2 separate regions of the Homo sapiens genome follow, and region 2 is linked to region 1. Evidence: read pairs that join two places in POLR2A ChIA-PET (ENCODE). Cell type or tissue: PC-9. All regions are shown on one strand.

Evidence for each region. Peaks named below come from ENCODE experiments on the same cell type or tissue, not always from the same donor. Only the 100,000 strongest peaks of a DNase experiment are listed, where the experiment ranks them.
Region 2: POLR2A ChIA-PET joins it to region 1 with 5 read pairs; 1 of 35 experiments calls an interaction of 5 or more read pairs at or near these places.

The regions. Positions count from the first base shown.
Region 1 is chr5:62,383,749-62,386,248 of GRCh38, reverse strand. It overlaps KIF2A (kinesin family member 2A), which reads right to left. Exons shown (of 21, transcript NM_001098511.3): 21 at 1-765. The coding sequence ends at 680. Among named protein-coding and RNA genes, the nearest start is that of DIMT1, 19 kb to the left of the region's middle. In PC-9, no CTCF peak of the experiment used is centred here; DNase peaks (open chromatin) are centred at 218 and 958; H3K27ac peaks cover 1,909 bases.
Region 2 is chr5:61,524,697-61,527,196 of GRCh38, reverse strand. ZSWIM6 (zinc finger SWIM-type containing 6) reads right to left here. Exons shown (of 14, transcript NM_020928.2): 6 at 1,221-1,397; 7 at 801-947. Among named protein-coding and RNA genes, the nearest start is that of LINC03122, 110 kb to the left of the region's middle. In PC-9, no CTCF peak of the experiment used is centred here; a DNase peak (open chromatin) is centred at 1,206.

The DNA.
Region 1 (2,500 bases):
TGGAATGGTCCAGCAGCTATATCCACTGTCACAGACTTTAGTTCCGTTCAATGATATGGCACATCCTGCAAAATTAACTAGTCACACACAAAAAATGTCTCAAATACAGTAAAAATGTACACACAAAGGTAATTTACAATGACAAGGAATGTAATTTTTCTTGGCTGTGCTTCAGAAATTTAGGGTCAGTAGCCTTAATCAAGGCACAAAGCAGGAAAAGGTGAGCACAGCTGTCTCTAGGAGTGGGCAAGGTATGTACAATCACTGATGAGGTATGCATGCACGCAAAGGATTTAAAACTGCTCAGTCTCACTACAAAAATTGAACTGAGTTAAAAGGAAATGCTGTGGCTTCCCCCTACTATCTGGCTCTGGATTGAGTCCACAGTCTTACTTCATCAAATAGAAAATAAAACTGACAAGGATCTCCAAAAGTAAATCACTATTTGTGTAAATGAAACAAAATGCTTCATTAATCCCAGTTCTTGGTTGTGCCTCCTGGACTAGAAGCATTTTGTAGACAAAAGAGTGTTTCACAAAATTGAAATGTAATTCAGGTGAAGGACAAAACATTTTCCACAGACACTTAAAATTCCAAACTTTCAAATGGCCCTTACAGCTGAACCGTTGTATGTTACAGTAGTGAGGGTTCTGGGTATCCTTTAGCAGCAAATGCCGGTTTAAAGGGCACGGGGTCTCTTCGGGTTGATTTGCTTGCTGGCTTGTTCCTCCTCTTGTAGAGCTGCACGGAAAGATTTCACTTTATCTTGGAAAAAGAAAAGAAAGAGGGAATAAGTATTGTATTACACGCAGTAAGAGTTTACAACTTTATGGGTTCAATCAAGTCAGCTGTGTTATTTCCTAACAGTAACTCAGTATTTTTCCTTTTGTTCTTTGTTGTCTAGAAACTCGGAACTAAATAGAATGCTCAACTATTGCGAAAGTTTTTTGTTACAGATTTCCAGAAATACCTGTTTTTCTGTATCTTTCAATAGCTTTCTGTTCTGTTTGGCACATTTACAGTTCTCTGTTTTAATTTATTGGAATTCCTCCTAGAGTATAGGCAGGTTTCACATTGTAAAATACATAGTCTACCTTTTTTTTTTTGAGATGGAGTCCTCACTCTGTCACCCAAGCTTGAGTGCAATGGTGCGATCTAGGCTCACTGCAACCTCCACCTCATGGGTTCAAGCAATTCTCCCACCTCAGCTTCCCGAGTAGCTGGGATTACAGGCGTGCACCACCCGCTCAGCTAATTTTTGTATTTTTAGTAGATACGGGGTTTTACCATGTTGGCCATGCTGGTCTCGAACTCCCAACCTCAGGTGATCTGCCCGCCTTGGCCTCCCAAAGTGCTGGGATTATAGGCATGAGCCACCGTGCTCAGCACCCCCTATTTTACCTTTTTAAAGCTATGAACATGTAAAATATATTTGAATTTTTAGAAATTTACATTTTGTCCTCACTGTGAGGAAGGGGGATTGTGAAGGGGGGATGACTAAATGATATATTTCTTGATTTTACGCATTTTCTGGTCATGTACTGCTCTAGAGTCATGTAAAAACTAGAAATAGGTTAGTAAATTGTCAGACAAATTACATGCAGCTGTGAAGATAAGCTATCTTTCAATAACAGTGGCTCTCAACTGGATATGATTTTTGGCCCCCAGCGGGCATTTGGTAATGTCTAGAGACATTTTTGGTTATCCCAACTGGTGTGGTGCTACTGTCATGTAGTGGACAGAGACCAACGATGCTGGTAAATATTGTACAAGGCACAGGATAACACTCCTCAACAAAGAAAGGCCTAGCCCCAAATGTTAACAGTGTCAAGGTTACGAAACCCTACTCTGTAGACTTCAGAATAAAGTTGGAATCTCAATTTTCCTCCCCTTTTTGAAAGTACAGTGATGTTTAAAAAGTTAACTTTTTTGAAATTTTGAAATGAATTTAAGAACTTCTAGATTTGGTGCTCTCAAACTGTTACTGTTCTGTTTTTTTTGAGATGGAGTCTCACTCTGTCACCCAGGTTGGAGTGCAGTGGCGTGATCTCGGCTCACTGCAACCTCCGCCCTCCGCCCCCTGCCCCGGGTTCAAGTGATTCTCCTGTCTCAGCCTCCTGAGTAGCTGGGACTACAGGCATGTGCCACCATGCCTGGCTAATTTTTGTATTTTTAGTAGAGACAGGATTTCACAATGTTGACCAGGCTGGCCTTGAACTCCTGACCTCGGGTGATCTACCTGCCTCAGCCTCCCAAAGTGCTGGGATTACAGGTGTCTGGCCCAAATTTTTCTTATAAATCCCAAATTTATCTCTGGGTGGTTAAAAAAATTCTAAGGACTGAATAATGCAATATATCTAGATAGTAATTTCTTAAAAGTTATGGATATGCTTGATACACATGAAATTTGAGAAAAGGAAAGGAAGTCAATTAAGTTGAATGCTACAAAGAAAAAATACCAGAGTGCATTAGGATCTGTCTTCTGAATAAAATGGATACA
Region 2 (2,500 bases), 860 kb after region 1:
ACATTTCTTTATCTGATCAGGGTCTTGTGCATGTAATTCAACCCTTTGCAATTACTATTACTCAGTAATAGTTATTCAAAATTTAAAAGATTAATAAACTGAGATAAAGAGAAGTTAAATGTGTTCTTTCAGCTGACAGCTCATCAAATGTCATTTACAGAATTTGAAAAATCCAGTTCTATTCTGGTCACTTTAAGTAAATATAGTAACATGTCCTGATGTACAAATTATTACAGCTAAAAAGTTTTAGAATGCTTACACATTGTGCCAAGCTTTGCTTTAAGTGCTTTACAGAAATTAACTTGGTTTAATCTTCTCAACAACTCTAAGAGATAGGCCCTCTACTGAGCCTCATTGCACAGAAGAGAATTCAAAATCACAGAGACGTCAACTGATTGCCTAAGGCACCCATTTGGGACGTTAGGATTGCCGGGATTCAAGCATAGGCTGTGTCCTTATTGTTAGAATTAAAATGCACTTCCACAAAATAAGGCATTTAGCTAACATGCATTTTAAATAATTTAGACATACTAAATAGTCATTAAAACAATAAAGAAAATTATCCCCCTTAAAAAAGTAACTAACCTGAGAGATTAAAAAAAAAAATCTTTGCTTACAACATTCAACTAAGAAAAAGATGCCCCAAATTTCTCACAGATCAGCCATTATTTTAAATGAATGGCGAGTAAAGCCATCATCTATGGTTTTAGTTCTAAAAGCCATCTCTCCCAGAACACAAAACCTAGTAATGTCATCACTAAGAATCCCATTCCAATGGAAACAAACTCCTTCACATTCACCTTTTTTTTGGGTTCGGAACATTTCCAACTGTTTCTGCTGCTGTCGTCTTAATGTATTAACAATAGCTATTGCTAGTCTCAGTGCTTCTCTGGGGTACCCATGAGAACGTAATGCGTCCACTCTTGCACAGGCTGTAGGAACATGTTCTAAAACAGAAAGTCAAGGGGGTAAAGTTGCCACTGTCAGATATATCCATAAAAAAAGAATTTAATAGTAAGATGTTTCTCCCAAAATACTATTAAAAAGACACAAGAAACCATTCCTGAACTTGGATTTGAATGAAAATCTCAGCTCCTATTGCCAAGCATTCATCCATCTCCCATTGAATCCTTCAGTTCTCCACCTCCCATTCCAGTAATGCTATAGAAACTAAACAAAGAAGTAAGTCATGGAAATGTCTTTCCGGTTTGGTCACTTACCATGCCAGAGGGGCCACCCGCGGGAGTCGAAGAGGGAGTTTTCAGTGTCGTCATGGTAACAGTAGTTGGTGTATAGGTCACTGCTGATAATGTGCTGCAAGTGGCTATCCTGCCAGTGGAGATCGCATGCCTCGATGGCTCGGGTGAACACTGTCCGATGTGGCCTGTTCGATGAATCTGTTTTTTCCACAATTCAGAAAGCCGTGTCAGCTATTATTCACATGTGAATAAATCAGTCATACCATTCTGTGGCCAGATGTTCATGAACACACCCACACACATTGTCCTGCACCCCCTAAGCAGAAGGGTGAAGGGTGAATACTCTCACATCCTAAGTACTAAGAGGCAGGTCAGCCCAAGAGCCACCATTCACTCACTTGTTTATCAAACACAAACATTCTGCAGCCATTAAAGCTAAGGTTAAAGGCGTCCTGCAAAAAGAATTGTCAAGTCTAGTTTCCATGCCAAATACACTCAAAGGAGCCACTCAGCACAAAAGTCACAGGAAAACTCACTGCTCCCCACTTCTGAGGTGCTGTGGTGGGCTGCCCTTATGGGATCAACAGCTCTCACAAACACTATGCAAGAGATGCGACACCAGCCATGGAACCTTTCAGGATTATGCAGTCAGCCTTTAAAGATATGCATAAGGGTTGTGCTTTTGGTTGTATTTTTTAACTATATTGTGCGGTTTTGCACAATTAAAACTATTATGCTTCTTGGGATATAATGCTTAAATATCACTTTATATCCCAAAGGGCATAAATGCATATATTTAACATTTCACAAAGCCACACAACATAGCTACAAAACAAACCAGCGCACTTACCTTGCCCCTACAGGCTGCCTCCTGACTCCTGGGCAGGTTCCATGACTGGTGTGATGTCCCCAGCATAGTGTATGCCAGGGCATCACAAAAGAGCAGAGCCATACACTCCGAAGAGGGTTCAAGTTTCAGGACCTGACGGAGAAAAGAAATGTTTGGGGAATAAAGGATATTCTCACCTCAACTCCTGGGATTATTCAATTCCTAAGGATTATATGGTTCAAATTCTACCTGCACACCCACCCCTTGGGTTCCCACTCTAAACTTACCTTCAACTGTGGCACAAACTTTAGCAATCCTCAACTGGAAATCAGGTTAACAAACTATTTTTATTTATGTGTACTTAACCTAGTTCAAATATAACCTCTCATTGTTCTGAGACTTAATTAAATGAGAAGCAAAATCTAGAGCTTCCTTAATTGGTAAGATTTCATTTTCCTGTCACCGGACCTTT